2 separate regions of the Homo sapiens genome follow, and region 2 is linked to region 1. A link is an interaction called in ENCODE POLR2A ChIA-PET data of the cell type or tissue named here. Cell type or tissue: endothelial cell of umbilical vein. All regions are shown on one strand. Links, peaks and the distances in the headings refer to the core of each region. The heading gives the core; the rest is flanking DNA.

Region 1 (8,172 bases), core at 1,928-6,927:
CTTATTATTATTATTTTTTCAAACTGAGGATGTCTGATATTGCCTCCAGTTCTCTTGGTGTGGTTTTATCTCTAAGCCAAGCCCCCTCTAGGAGCCCTCACTGGGTAGATCTCCATTTTGTCTACAAACATCAGCTTCCTGTATTCCCTGACCCTCTCCCTCTCCTGTCATTGTGTTCAGAGCATAGAGAAAAACTATGAGGTTCCTCTTCTAAAATGTAAGACTCCCAGTGTGGGTCCTCTGGCCCTAAATTAAACCCCTCTCCATTCTGGCATTGGGAGGCCTTCCTCACCCAAAGATTTCCTACCTGAAGACCCAACCAAAGCCAGCCAGTTCCAAGTCGTGCTCAGGTACATAGATTTATACAGAGAGAAAAGTAGTAGAGGTAAAATCTAAATGCTAATATTTGTATACCCAAGAAAAGGAATTCAACACCTACTGAGTAGAGAAAACCTACCAGCTACTTGGCAACATAATATGAGATGTCATTCTAAATTTAGAAAACATCCAAAATATATGAAGAACACCAATACCATAAAAGAGAAAAACCGATAAAAAGAACACATTCCAATAGAAACAGAGATAATTCAGTAAACAGAGGATAATGTCATACAAAAAAATTAGGAAACTATAAAATGTTAGAGGACAAGAACAAACTTGTAGACATTAAATATGCCTTTACTGAAGTAAAATATTCTGTAGAAGAGTTTGTAGATAATGCTGATGAAATTTCTTAGAAAATAAAGCAATGAGGGAAGTAAAGGTAACTAGAAAGAAAAAACAGAGACAAGTCAATGTTAAGAGTTACAACATGGAGGGTCCAGAAATGGAAAACAAAGAAAAACGGGGGGTGAAAATCAAAAGAAAAGAAAGGCAAATTTCCCACAGCTAAAGAGAGAACTGAGGCTTCAGAGTAAAAAAGCTGCTGACAACCAGAGCAAAGGAAGAGGAGAAACACTTGGATTCACATTTGTAAAATTTCCTGCACTAAGGATAAAGAGGTCTTATACACTTCTAGAGAGGGAAAATGCTTTCTACATATTAGGAAGAATCGCAACAGCATAGGAATCCTGAACACCAGAAAACAACAGATTAATGCGTAAAAGCTCTGAGGAAAAATGGATTGAACCTAGAATTGTATACTCAGCAAAACTATTAATCAAGTGGGAAGGCAAACTAAAATGTGTCAGAAACACAGGGACTTAGAAAGTGTAATTTTCATGTACCTATGTTTGGAAGAATTTACTTGAAAATATGTGCTAAGGAAAGAAAGAGAGAAAAGAAAGAAAGCAAGATGAATCCAAGGAGTATAATAAACAGTGGCACTAATCCAGGAGTTTGGTTTGTGTTAATTTTAGGATAGCAGTTGTATTAGCAGATCTGAAAAACTATAGTTCCAAAGAGTAAGTCATAGCATTTTAAAGGAGAAATTTTAAATGTATATAGTTAAGATGCTGGATGGTTAAAGATACAGTGACAAAAGCGTATGTTAGTTTCCATCAACAAGAAAATAAAAAGTTCAGCTCCATAAAAAGCAAAGCTGTGGGTCAAGTGTGAGGGAATCGTAAATGGGGCATGATGCTGAGCAAGGGATGTGGGGTAAGTGAATGTTTTCTTTTGCATGGCATAGAGGTAATGCCATTGGACCTACAAAGAAGGAATGTACTCCTAACACGTTACTTGGCTCTTCTGTGAAGGAAATATTTATAAACAAGTACCAGTCAGGTTTCAGTGTGGAAAAAACACTGAATAGTCTTTTAAGGAGAATGAATTTTATGGCAGGGGATGAGGTACTTACATAATCATCGAAGGGGCTGAAGGGTGAAGATTACGGCACCGCCAGTAGGATCTTTGGTCCCACTTTTACAATTTGGACTTAGAGGTTTGGCAGCTTCAACTGTCTCCTAGGGAAGAAAGCTGCAGGAAATCCTCACAGAAGTCACAAGGCACTCTGCTGGCCCTGGGGCAGGGACTGGCAGGGGACATAGAATCTAGCTAGCTGGCTGCCGCAAACACTCATGTTTCTGCACTCCAGGTGTGCCTGCTGCTATCTCTGCCTGGGAAAGAATAACTTCACTCCCGCTCTGGCTTCTAACATTTATCGAAGTGCATCTCATTGGATGACTCTTAAATTGATTCTAGAACCCTCTAGCTACAATATTATAATCTATACTTAAGGGACTGGAATACCTTTATTTTGTGAGAAAAATACACTGAGCTATCAAGGTAGAAAATAAATTTGCTAAATACAGAGGGATTTGCAAAACTGCAGATCTTAAGGTAGGATGTGAACTTACACATAACATGGCCAAGCAAAATGTAGTAATAGGAGCACCATTTTGGATGGCTCCAAGAAGTGATTCCAGAAGTGGAATCACAATCCAGAAGTGAATTAGGGAATTGGGTACAACTGATTGGTGAACATCTGGTTGCTGGTAAAAACAGCCTTAGTAAATGGCTGAAGGAAAAGGCCCTTATGCTTTGATGAGGAAATGTGGTTTGAGGCGTCCCGCTCCTACAAGAGTGGGCAGAGTTTAGAACAGATTAAGGATATATGTGGAGTACCTATAAGCAAAATCCCCTATTAAAGATAATAGTAAATTTGTTTTCAATTTTTAGAATGGACCTATAGGCAAAATATGGAAGACATAAATAGTAGCCTTAGTACAAAGCATAAATATTAACATCGTTTAAAGTAAATGCAATAACAAAATATTTAAATATACTATAAACATATAGGAGTGTAATTAACTAAAACACAACCAAAAATGATAATTCTATTTCTTAGAGCAGAGTGAATAGATAACACCTTGAATACTTAAGAAATTATGCTGTAGGTATATTCTTTTGAGTAGAAGAGATAACCAGTATGAGAAATAAAAACAGAAACAGAAGTAGGAAGTGGTGGGAGTGGGTGGGTAGAGGTTGGGCTCAATATTTTTGCTTTTCATTTTAAGATCCTTTTATAGTGCTTGATTTTTTTAACCATACACATGTATTGTTTTAATAAAAAAATTAAAAAGGCTGTTCTTTTTTTTAATCACAATCTTCAAGTAAGGATATTGCTCATAGCAAAAAAAAATTCAAGGAAATTTACCTCTTTAGTGATATTCATACTCTGAAGGATTATCAAAACTACTTCATTCTATTTGAATTAAAGTTACTAAGATTTTGTTTTTCATTAGTGTTGGAAATGATTCTCACTAGTTGCTGTATCTACCTTTTGCATCATGCTATGGGGCCCCTCACCTGTGGCAGGTGAGTCACTGTCAGTGATGTGCTGTTGCTGAGCTCTGCCTCTCCTGCTGTTTGTTTTCAGGAAGACATGCATGAATAGGACTTGTAACTCTATTTCAAGCAAAGGGGATAGGACCAAGATCCCAATGTGCCCAATCATAGCAGATATCATCTGAAGGCATCTGGGGAAGGAAGTTTAATGGGGAATCACTAGTTGAAATATGTGTGCCTGAATTGTCTTAATAGCAAGCGTGTATTAATTCATAAAAAGAGTTAAATAATAATGCAGAGAAAAGTAGCAAAAGGATGTATATGCCCACATCTATGCTAATATGATGTACTTAATTTTGTTTTCCGTTTAAGTAAGACAGCTTTGGTTGATTTTTGCCTTCTCTATTCCAAGCAAGTAAAGCTACTGGGATCCATGAAACTAAGCTAAACGGAAAAGACTCTCTTTCTCAAAGCACACAACAAAGAAAAGTTCCAAGTCCGAATAAGTTTAGGAAATGCTGGTTAAACATATCTAAATAAGCTTCTTTACTGCAGGTTTACTCAGGAGGGGCACTGTGAATATCTAAGACTGATAACATTTAGGTAGAGTAGTGGGTATTTCAGAAAATAATTGAAAAAGGAAAATTATGTTTTAGTAAAAATGGGTTTAGTCATATTGTGCAGGAAGGATTCAAGATGCAAGGAAAAGTAAATGTAATGAACGCAGTGATAAGACCATTGTACCGATCCCTGGTGATATAGTTTGGATATGCATCTCAGTCCAAGTCTCATGTTGAATTGTAATCCCCAGTATTGGAGGTGGGACCTGGTGGGAGGAGGTTGGATTATGGGAGTGAATTTCTCATGAATGGTTTAGCACCGTCTCCTTGGTGCTGTCCTCATGATAGTTTGTGACTTCTCATGAGATCTGGCTGTTTAAAAGTGTGTGGCACCTCGCTTGCTCTCTCTCTTGCTCTTGCTTTTGCCATACGATGTACCTGCTCACTCACCTCCTGCGGAGCAGCTGGTTTCTAACAGGCTATGGACCAGTACCAGTAACATGGGGTTAGGGATCCCAGCTTTTTGGCACACTTTGATCAACTTTGATGATTTTTTGTTTTTAATTGCTGTACAAAATCTTAATCTGTTGGTTATTACCTATATAAATGATTGCCAAACAACTACTTGATATGTAGAAAACAAAGCATGCTACTAGATAAAGACCTTATATATTTACTTCATTTATCTATAAGAATTAAATACTATATAATTAATATTCTAATATTGGGAAGTAGTCTAATCTCTTGATCTATCTATTTATTTTATTTCTTTTTTAGTATACTGACAATTTAAGGCAGATTCTAGATTGACTCAATGCGTGTGATCCAGTTAACTGAATGCAATTTTGGTATCAATTCTCCAAGCAAAAATTTCTTGATTTGTAAAAATAAAAAGTAGCTATTTGTAGCAACACTAGTTATTCTAAAGCTGCTTTCCTTGATCACTGATTTCAGGAACAGAAATATAAGAACTGTAACAATCTAGCTAGAATTTAGGCAAATGCATTTGTAACACTAGTAAGAGATAAAAGTTGTTATCTTTTAGACAAGAAACAGCTGATGTTATCTAGTCTAGACAGGACTTCCTTTTAGTTAATTGGAAGCTTTGTGGCAGGAACTCAGGCAAGCCATAGGAAAGAAAGAATAGGAACACACAAAGGAAATATGAAGATAAGAAACTTTTTCATAATATAATAGCTTTGTTCTCTTCTCAGTTTTTTAATCTGACAAATTCCACATAGAGTGCAGAGCTTTCTTTACCATTTGAAGTACAACTTTAAAGAAAAGGCATAGCCTGATAGGCTAATATTTACTGGATTATTTCAGTAGATGAGGCTGCAGTGGTGGTTTGGTATTGTGTGGACATTAGATGATGGAAACTTGCTTGTAACAGATGCTCTCTTATCAGAGACATATACAGGTTATTAGTGGAGACTTTTAGTCCCAGAATGTCCTAGTGCATGTTTAAGTGTTTATCGAAATACACATGACTGTTCATTGACTTTCCCCTGAGATTATTATGGGGAAAAAAGGCTTGGTATGCCTGAATCTCATTTAAACTCATTGTTTCAAGTTTTACTTTAAAAAAGACATTTTCCAGGAGTGCTAAAATTATTGATATGAAGCATTTTCCACTTTCTTTCTTTAATGATTTAACTTTTTTAATTTTTTCATTTCACAAGAAATCCATGATATTTTGTTGGCTATTGTATAAAATACAGAACAATCAAAACAAGTAAAAAGAAAAGGTAAAATCTGAAATTTAACTATTATTGTTACTCTACTATCCAGGTGGAAAAAGAAACATTGTAATCTTTTGGCTTGTAATACCCACATTTTATTTCTAAGTAAACACACACAAACATAAATGGCAGGATACTTGGCCATTATTATCTTTTTTATTCTCTGCCATATGAATCAGGAAAAAAAAGTAAAGGACTACCTCTTGTGCATCCCATGATGTAGCCACGTGTTGTACTCCAAGATTCTTATTTATGACTTTTGTGTTGACTGGCCAGAAGCAAGAGTTTCCAGGTACTCAGAAGATAATCTCCACCTATACTTTTCTTTTTGGAAAAACCTAGTGTGAGAAAGACACAAGCATACAGTCTTTTGGAAGAAAAATATTTCTTGTAGTTTTTTGTGATTCTTGGTATTTTCTTTTTTTCTTCTCCTTCTCCTTTTCCTTCTCCTTCTTCTTCTTCTTCTGTTGTTGTTGTTGATAAGTTATGGGTCATAGGGCAGGTCATGAAGAGCAATTGTCCCAGAGATTGCCAAGAGCTGTGGCCTTGGGAAATCAATGAAGAATCTCCAGGTGATATAGCAGTTAAGAAGAAATTATTTAGGCAGATAGTGAGGGTAAGGAAGTCCTTGGTAAGGTTTTCCTTTTAATGAAAAGCAACCCCCAAATCATTTTCTTTTCTAACAAAGAGCAGCCTGTAAAATCGAGCTGCAGATATAGACAAGCAAGCTGGAAGCTTGCACTGGTGAATGCAAGCAGCTGTGCCAATAGGAAATGGCGATGTGGGGGCTAGGCCTGTCCAACATGGTGGCTCCATCTTCTCTTTTCCTTGTCAACCACGTGCACAGTAAGGAGTAGGCAACATGGCATGAGTCAGGTAGAGACCCATTTGCGGAAGAAGATTACGGTGGGGTGGGCAGCTTCTTTGCGCCCTATGTAAACATCACACCTGATCCAACCAATCTTTGAGCCCTATGCAAATCAGACACCACCTCCTCAAACCTGTCTATAAAACCCTGTGCACTCCACCACAGGCTGGAAGTCCCACTCAGGTGCCCTTCTCTGTCTCTTGCAGGAGAGAGAGCTGTTCTTCTTTCTCTTTCTTTTGCCTATTAAACCTCTGCTCTTAACCTCACTCTACCTATGTCTGTGTCCTTGATTTCCTTGGCTTGAGGCAATCAACTTTGGGGATTTAACCCAGACAACGACACTGAGAGGTGACAGCGTGCTGGCAGCCCTCGCTTGCTCTTGGTACCTCCTTGGCCTTGGTGCCCATTCTGGCCATGCTTGAGGAGCCTTTCAGCCCGCTGCTGCACCGAGGGAGCCCCTCTCTGGGCTGGCCATGGCTGGAGCCGGCTCCCTCTGCTTGCGGAGAGGTGTGGAGGGAGAGGAGCTGGCGGGAACCAGGGCAGAGCACAGTGCTTGCAGGCCAGTGCGAGTTCCAGGTGGGTGCGGGCTCAGTGGGCCCTGCACTCAGAGCAGCTGGCCGGCGCCACCGGCCCCTGGCAGTGAGGGGCTTAGCACCCAGGCTAGCAGCTGTGGAGGGTGCGCTGGGTCCCCCAGCAGTGCTGGCCCACCCGCGCTGTGCTTGAATTCTCTCCGGGCCTCAGCTGCTTCCCTGCAGGGCAGGGCTCGGGACCTGCAGCCCACCATGCCCGAGCCTCCCCACTGCTGTGGGCTCCTGTGGGCCCGGGCCTCCCCGACAAGCACTGCCCCCTGCTCTGCAGTGCCCGGTCCCATCAACTGCCCAAGGGCTGAGGAGTATGGGTGCATGGCACGGGACTGGTGGGCAGCTCCGTCTGCGGCCCCAGTGCGGGATCCACTAGGTGAAGCCAGCTGGGCTCCTGAGTCTAGTGGAGACTTGGAGAAACTTTATGTCTAGCTAAGGGATTGTAAATACACCAGTGAGCACTCTGTGTCTACCTCAAGGTTTGTAAATGCACCAGTCAGCACCCTGTGTCTAGCTCAAGGTTTGTAAATGCACCAATCAGCACTCTGTATCTAGCTAAACTGGTAGGGACTTGGAGAACTTTTATGTCTAGCTCAGGGATTGTAAATGCACCAATCAGCACCCTGTCAAAACAGACCAATCAGCTCTCTGTAAAATGGACCAATCAGCAGGATGTGGGTGGGGCCAGATAAGGTAATAAAAGCAGGCTGCCTGACCCAGCAGTGGCAACCCGTTGGGGTCCCCTTGCACAGTGTGGGAGCTTTGTTCTTTTGCTCTTTGCAGTACATCTTGCTGCTGCTTACTCTTTGGGTCCACACTGCGGTAATACTCACCACGAAGGTCTGCGGCTTCACTCCTGAAGCCAGTGAGACCACAAACCCACCAGAAGGAAGAAACTCCAAACATCTCTGAACATCAGAAGGAACAAACTCCGGACACACCATCTTTTAGAACTGTAACACTCACTGTGAGGGTCCGTGGCTTCATTCTTGAAGTTAGTGAGACCAAGAACCCACCAATTCCAGACACAACACCACTTCACAGGTGACAGATTGGCAAGGAAGCTGTGGCACTATGCAAATTCTAGTGAGTGTCCATGAAAACAGGCAGTGAGAGTGTCAGTGGTGTCAAATGTGGACTGGGGTAGGGGCCTCTCTCCAAATGTTCTAAGTTGTGTGATTCTTCCAAAACAC
Region 2 (8,172 bases), core at 1,810-6,809, 580 kb after region 1:
GTCTTAACTAATACAACAAGACAAGAAATGAAATAAAAAGTATACTGATTGGAAAATAAAAAATAAAACTTGCCTTTCTTTCATAGATGACACTATTGTCTATGTAGAAAATTTGGAGGGTGGGGTGCGGAATTCACAACAAAAAGCCTCGTGGAACTAATAAGCCTTTGTTGCAGGGTTGCAGGATATGAGATTACTATACAGACAGCAATTGTTTTTCTATGTTCCAGCAATGAGTAAGTGGAATTTGAAATTAAAAACACAATAGCACTTACACTGGCACCAAAAAAATGCAACAGGTATAAGTCTAACAAAAGATGTACAAGATCCATATGAGGAAAAATACCAAACTCTGATGAAAAAAATTGAAGAACTAAATAAACGTAGAGATATTGCATGTTCATGGATAGGAAGGCTAAATATTGTCAAGATATCTGTTCTTTCCAACTTGATCTATAGATTCAATGCATCCCCAATAAAAATGCTAGCAAGCTATTTTGCAGATGTAGACAAACCAATTCTAAAGTTTATATGGAGAGGCAAAAGACTCAGAATAGTCAAAACAATATTAAAGGAGAAGAACAAAACTGGAGGACTTACAATACCTCAGTTTGCAACTAATTCTAAAGCTACAATAATCAAGACAATAGTGTTGAAAAATAGACAAACAGATCAATGGAACAGAACAGAGAGCTCAAAAGTTGACCTATATAAATACAGTAAATTGATCTTTGACAAAAAAGCAAAGACAATACAATAGAGAAAAGATAGTCTTTTCAAAAAATGATGCTTGAACAAATGTAAATACACATATAAAAAAATGAATCTATATACAAACTCTATACCCTTCATAAATGTTGACTTAAAATGGACCACAGACCTAACTATAAAACACAAAACTATAAAATTCTTAGATAACATAGAAAAAAAAATCTAGAGGGCACTGGGTTTGATGATGACACCAGGTTTGATGATGACACCAAAAGCACAGTCCATGAAAGAAACACTTAATAAGCTGGACTTCATTAAAATTAAAAATTTCTGCTCTGTGAAAGACACTGTAAAGAAAAGAAAAAGATACACCACAGACTGGGATAAAATATTTACAAAAACGAATTTAATAAAAAACTGTTATCCAAAATATACAAGAACTCTTCAAACGTAACTATAAGAAAACAACCCGATTAAAAGATGGACCAAAGACTTTAAGAGATACCTCACCAAAGAAGACATTTAGATGGTCAGTAAGCGTATGAAAAGATGTTCCACAGCATATTTCATTGAGGAAATACAAATTAAAATAATGAGATACTAGTACATTAATCAGCATGACCAAAATCCAGAAGACTGACAATGCCAAATGGTGGCAAGGATGTGGAACAGTAACTTTCCATTAAGGGTGGGAATGCAAAATGATATACCCACTTTGGATGAGAGTTTGGTGATTTCTTATAAAACTAAACATACTCTTACCATATGATCCAGCAGTCATGCCACCATTTAGCATTGTCAGTCTTCTGACATATGATGTGGATATTTAAATAACAACAAAAAGACTGGGAAGATAGAAAGGAAGATTTAATCTAGGAAGTTCATTTTTAGCCTTAAAATACTGAGTAGCTTACAAAAAGTCTTCTCCTTTTTTCTTCATAGTGAATAGTTTTTATGTTAGGATGATTTTATTGTATATGCACAATAATGCTGGATTGCACTGACTCATCCATTCCTAATTTTGAGTGTGTGAAGATCTTGATGTTGTGCCGTGCAGATCCAGATGTCAGGCATTTTGCCATACTTGCCAATATAGGCAGCTGATTATAATTATTCACTGCCATTAAATTGCTGCTCAAAAATTTTCCCATTCAAGTTGATGAATCAAGATGTTGTTTGGGCTAAGCTTTTCCCAAGAAAATGCTTTCCAAATTCCTAATACTTTGACCTCAAGAATATTTAAGAAAAAGGCTGGTGTGATGTATGCATGGGATTTATAGTAAGTCTATTAGAGATAGATCTTTTTCAAAAGGAAGAACTGTCAAACCAAAATATAAACATAGGCAATAATGAGATTGTAACCCAAATGTCAGTTACACAACACCCCATTAATTTCACTTATCCTTTCATCTCCAAACAAGTCCATGGGTTTTGTAAATATAAAAAATAAAAACCTCCCCATGTTCTCTACCCGCTCATATGGCATGGGGAAGGAGGGTGAAGATCTTTATATCTGTGGCTTCTTGATCTAGAATTCTGCTTTCACACTTGCTCTCTCTCTTCTGTTCCAACCTAAACTTGAAACAAATCTTCTCTGATTTCTACAGAACAAATAAATAAGCAAACACAGTAAGAATTCGAGGGATTATTTGTCGGGCGCGGGGGCTCACACCTGTAATCCCAACATTTTGGGAGGCCGAGGCAGGTGGATCACCTGAGGTCAGGGGTTGGAGACCAGCCCGGCCAACATGGTGAAACCCCATCTCTACCAAAAATACAAAAAATTAGCCGGGCATGGTGGCAGGCACCTGTAATCCCAGCTACTTAGGAGGCTGAGGCAGGAGAATTGCAGTGAGCCGAGATGGCGCCACTGCACTCCAGCCCGGGCAACAGAGAGAGACTCCATCTCAAGAAAAAAAAAAAAAAAATTGAGGGTATGGTAGACTTTCTTAAATGATTCCTGGAATAGAGCAGAAAAGAGTTCATGTTCCAGCCACAAAAATCAACTTCAAATGAAATAATAGGTATCATCTATCTTAAAATTTCATTTGGTTACATCCCCACCAGGCTTGCCACTGGCCTTTCACTTTATGTAATCCTAGCTCTCATCATCTTGTTGGTTTTTCTCTCCATGCTTCATTTTATACATTCTCTCATTGTCCTTCTCCCTCTCTGAAGAAGTAACAGGTTCTTTCCCGGTCTCTCATAGCTATAGGCACTGTCTGCCTTTTCCCCAGAACCTTGGTGCCAGCCAATACCAAAGCTCTGGGAATCCAACTTCCTATTGGATGGGCTCTTGAAGTAACATTTCCAATTCTTTCTAAGAAGAATTCTGGTGACTGTTGTTAAATATGTACATTTAATTTTATTTTATTATAATCTCAGTTTCTCATTATGGAAGAGGTAAGAGAACATTATCCAACATTGTTAAGCACCTACTATGTATGGAAGGCTAGGCACACAGCACTGACCTTGGTACTACCGGGAAGGCAGCTTGACCTAACATACTCAAGAAATTCTAACATTTTATCTTCAGTAGCCCTTTAGATTGCAAACATGACATTTTCAAGAATACGACATAAAAAGGTTTGCAAATATCCTTTTTCCCTGTAATATGTTCCATATTAAGGGGCCAAATTTGCCAGGCTCATACAAGAAATGTCTTTCTCCTCTTTTGATGTGCTTTTAAAATTTATTTCTGCTTTAGTAACAAAACAAAAAAGTCACTGAAAATAAAAATTTAATTCCATTCTTTTAACAAGCAGCTGTCAGCCATATTCTTTAATAGGAAGTGAAGGTTGGAAGATTTTAGTGGAGAAGGAAAAGTTACATCAAGTACAAGAAATAGGCCAGGCATGGTGGCTCACGCCTGTAATCCCAGCACTTTGGGAGGCCAAGGCGGGTGGATCACTTGAGCTCAGGAGTTCGAGACCAGCCTGGGAAACATGGTGAGACCCCAGTTTCTATTAAAAACACACAAAAAATAGCCAGGCATGGTGGTGCACACCCGTGGTCCCAGCTACTTGGGAGGCTGAGCTGGGAGGATTCCTTGAGCCGGCAGGGTGGGGGTTAGGGGGTGGGGAAGGTTTCAGTGAGCTGCGATACCACCACTGTACTCCAGTCTGGACAACAAAGCCAGACCCTGTCTCAAAAAAGAAAAAAAAAAAACAGGTAGTACAAGAAACAGTCTTTGGTCTTAGGAGAACATTTATGTAGGCATCAGGAAAAAGTCAAGAGTTCACAAGAACATAATAATTGTTAAGGACTCACTATACAAGATGCTACAAAACACATCTAAATTGTTAAGGCAGTATCAGAAAGAATACCCAGTGTGGAATGAAGTTTGACCTATAGATTGAATCTCTAGCTGGCAGCTGAAACTTGAAAGTATTATATGTGTATGACTACTATACTGACCCAGGACGATACGTGACTTAATTGAAATATGATAGTTTCATCCCCACAATTGTCCTCTAAACCTTATTCAATAGGAGCAGTTTCCTCTAGCACCAGGTCAAAGACTGACTCTTGGATAATAAACAGTCTTACAGTCACTTTAAGTCTTTAGCTCTCTGCGTGCTGGAGCCAGCTCCTACAAGCTCAGTAGAGCCGATTGTGGTTGTTTCTGCCCAACTCCACGTTTAATGATGTCAAATTAACAGCTTCAGGTAGGTTATAACTTCCCTATATACACTGCCAGAAGTGCTAAAAATTGAGGATGGGAAGAGGACTACTTTTGTGGATTTTTTTTTTTTTTTTTTTTAAGAATCAGTTTTTCAGCACAGCACTGGTTCCATGGCAAACAAACATCCCTTAGCCCCAACAATTTTTAGAAGTACAGGCAAATCCCAACATTGCTCTTCTACTGGCTTCATTACCAGCAGCAGCTAGCATCTTTTGCCCTTTAAATAGACCTGTTGGGAGCCACACTACCAAAAGCCTCAATGCGGGAGCAACATATGAAATTGCCCAAGTATCCTTGGAAGCCTCATCATTAGGTTTGATGATAGGGAGCAGGCACCCCGCCTCCAAGGTGTATAGCTCATAACATAGCTTTCTCCAAAGATACCTTCTCCCCTGAAATCCACTCTCTTCCAATCCACACTCTACCTCAGTCTTATATCTTCCATCTGGTGAAGGGTCCAAGAATTACGGAACTGATGAATTCTACATTTAGGATCTGTCTTGTGAAATTCATCTCTATTTTTTCTTGGTATCTTGCTCAAAATTCAATTTTAACATTCTGTTTCAAGAGGTCAGCATAAATAATGTCAAAGAGAAGGAAATCCCATATATATGTATATATATTTTCTGTTTGGGAGGACTACCAAAAATAAGCTCAAATGAGAGAATACATCAATCTTGTATTTTGTGGTTATAGTTGTTATTGTTGGGTTGTTTTTGTTTCTTTTTATGGCAAAGGTAGTCAAGTTCATGGGTTAAAACTCATTTAATTTGGAAAGAAGAAAACTACACTAACTGGACACCACCCTGTGCTAGGCCCTGTGCTAGGCTGGGCAGCACTTCTTATACTTAATGTGCAAAGGAAGCCCCTGGGGGGGTCCATGTTAAAATGCTGATTTTCATTAGGTCTAGGTAGAGCTGATATTTTTATTTCTAACAAGTTCATAGGTAATGCCCATGCTGCTAGTTTGGAACTTCTTTGAATAACAACGGGCTAGAGAATATATATATACACATGCACACACATACATACATATACATATATAAACATATGCACATGTATATTTACACATGAAGATTCAAGAAAAAATTAAAACAATTCCATGAGATAGATGTTTATCATTATCTGTATTTCACCAATACAAAAACTGCAAATGAATGAGGTTGACTTGCCCAACCACATAGATAAATGGCAGAGGGGATTCAAAACCACATTTCTCTTCCCTTTTTTCATTAGTTGACATAGCATCCAGAAGTTGTTACTGTTTTTAAACTATAAACTGTAATCAGGTTAAAAAAATAAGTAACAATGTTGAATTTCTTTTTCTCATAATGTGATTGACCTCCCCATTTTAGTAACTGTTCAGATTCTCCTATTTCATGTCCCTGAGTTTTAATGGATTTAATCAAAACTATTTTCAAATACTAGTTGCTAGTACATATAGTCTACCCACGAAATATCTTCTAGATGCTTGGTCCATGACTAAATGGCACAAGTGCCTGTATTAAGAGAGGTATTTTGTACTCTGCAATGATGTATCTGACCATTCATGTTCTCTCATTATACTAGCTAGTCTTCAGGCTTTTTCATTATGCTATTTAGTGAGGAGATGTTCTAAAACCTTTACTGACTCTCTTCATCTCCTTCACTTATAATGAATTTGTACAGAATGCTACAGCCAAGGAACACAAAAGCTGAGCCCCAAGAAAAAAAAAAGTGATTAATGTGGACTTTCCCTAAACAGATGGTATTAACAACCTCAGCCTGCAAATTTCAATTTTAAAAGATAACAGTCTAAGTCCCTGATAGCTCACAAAGTACCTTGGTTACATATAATTTGTTTGTACAAAATTGAAGATTATTAGTTAAATAATGATTCTTTTAATCTTAGCATTTACACAAGTATTTTTTTCAATTGTTGTCATTGCTACATAGACTCAATCCCTTGGTCTTTTCCTTTAAGCTTTTTAAAAACTAAATGAAGGAAGGAAGACAGAGGACGTGAGTCACATGCTAACAAAAATAACAAAACAGTGTTGGCCACAGATAATTTCCTGAAACCGGTATGAGAAGGAATAAGCTATGTGAAAGAAAAACATTGGCAAGCCATTTTGTGAAACAGTAAAATTTCCAAATATAATTGAAAAGAGAAAAATCTTCCCAAGCAAAATACCCATTTCCAAGCCTAAGGCAACAAATAAACAAATGAAGGGTGGGGAAAGTTCAGCCTTAATATTAAAAAAAAAAAAAATTCAACTTTGTTTTCTAGATATCTGATATGATTGAGGAGCTGTTTTAAGAAAAACAAAGAAACATGTCAGTAAAATTTCCTTTTGTTATATATATATTATGATATCTATATGAGAGATTTAATAAAGTGTTAAGGTATGCTGGGTTCATTGAGTTTTAGCTTTGGAAACATCTCCTTGGATAAATGGAGTTTAATAATCGGAACTCTATGTAATATATCAAGAGACCCAAAACAAACACACAGAACATTTGATTAGCTCAACAGCTGCTAAAAATCATTTTGATAAAAGTCAGCCCCATTTCTGATTTAAAATTTTTGTTAGCATCAGGATGAAAAAGGATGTTATTTATATGCAAAAACATTAATCTACCTAAAACAGCTATTTGCTTGCTTAAGAGAGGAACTGTTAGGCAGCCCATACATTAAAATCTGGAATAGACAAAGGATGCTCATAATCCCAGTATTTTGAATTTTTCTAGGATTTTCAACTATTATCAAAATATAAAGGAAAAAGAATTTTGCTAGTCTACCTAGAAAATTCAAGATAATCAATTGAAAAGTTATTAGACTACATAAGAAATTTCAGTAAATCAGATAGACACCAGATAAAATCAAAAGAGCAATCACTCTTTGGCATGTCAGCAATAGCTGGTTAAAATATAAGATAGAACAAAAATAGTAGACAAGGACGACAAATATATAGAAATAGTCTTTTTAAACAAATGAGCAAGAACCATGAACGTCCTTTCTGAGTTATTCATTTAAACAACATGAACAAATGGTGAAATTTTCCCTGTTCATGGATGAGGAAATCGACTATTATTAAATGTTAGATCTTTTCAAATTTATAATTGTGAAGCAATTACACCAAAATGTCAAGGGGGCTTCTTTTGAAATATTTCTAGATTTAATGTGAAAGAATAAATGATGAAGAGTTAAGAGCATTTTGAAAAGGAAGAGTAATGGGAGAAGAGAGTTTAGCACTACGAAATATTAACATGTTATGAAGCTCTAACGAGGTGAAGAGCACGGTACTGTCAAATACGTAAGAATCAAGAAAGTAATAAATGAGGCCTTCCAAATGAATGAGAAGGAGATTTGTTTGAGAAACAGTTCCGAACAATTCCAAAATAATGATAGTAAAATGTAAAAAAACACCAAATATTATAACATAAAAAATAAAATTAAATAAGCAAATTTGTCACTCACAGAAGAAAAAGAAAAGCATAATAAGCTCAAAAACAAAGGAACAGATTACTAGATTTAAAGATCTAAAATTTTTTATTTCTGCCCATCGTAAAACCTCAGAAACCTAAATAGTAAAAACAAGCTGGATAAAATATATACAAGATAATTCAACTAAGAGCATGAACTGAACATTCAGAAAAATAAAAATACATATGGCTAACACAAATAATGTTCACCTTTAATAATCAAAGATATAGTAAAATTTAAAGAAAATGGCATACTTTTAGTTCTTTAAAATAGTTAACATTTTAAATGATAGGCCTAGCCAATAATACAT

The links. Peaks named below come from ENCODE experiments on the same cell type or tissue, not always from the same donor. Only the 100,000 strongest peaks of a DNase experiment are listed, where the experiment ranks them.
Region 2: POLR2A ChIA-PET joins it to region 1 with 5 read pairs; 1 of 35 experiments calls an interaction of 5 or more read pairs at or near these places.

The regions. Positions count from the first base shown.
Region 1 is chr7:16,936,077-16,944,248 of GRCh38, forward strand. No RefSeq gene overlaps it. Among named protein-coding and RNA genes, the nearest start is that of AGR3, 58 kb to the left of the region's middle. RefSeq lists an enhancer at 6,605-7,106. In endothelial cell of umbilical vein, for the core only: no CTCF peak of the experiment used is centred there; a DNase peak (open chromatin) is centred at 4,945; H3K27ac peaks cover 1,923 bases.
Region 2 is chr7:17,515,189-17,523,360 of GRCh38, forward strand. The region is part of intron 1 of LINC02889 (long intergenic non-protein coding RNA 2889); the gene reads right to left. Among named protein-coding and RNA genes, the nearest start is that of LINC02889, 40 kb to the right of the region's middle. In endothelial cell of umbilical vein, for the core only: no CTCF peak of the experiment used is centred there; a DNase peak (open chromatin) is centred at 6,393; H3K27ac peaks cover 1,112 bases.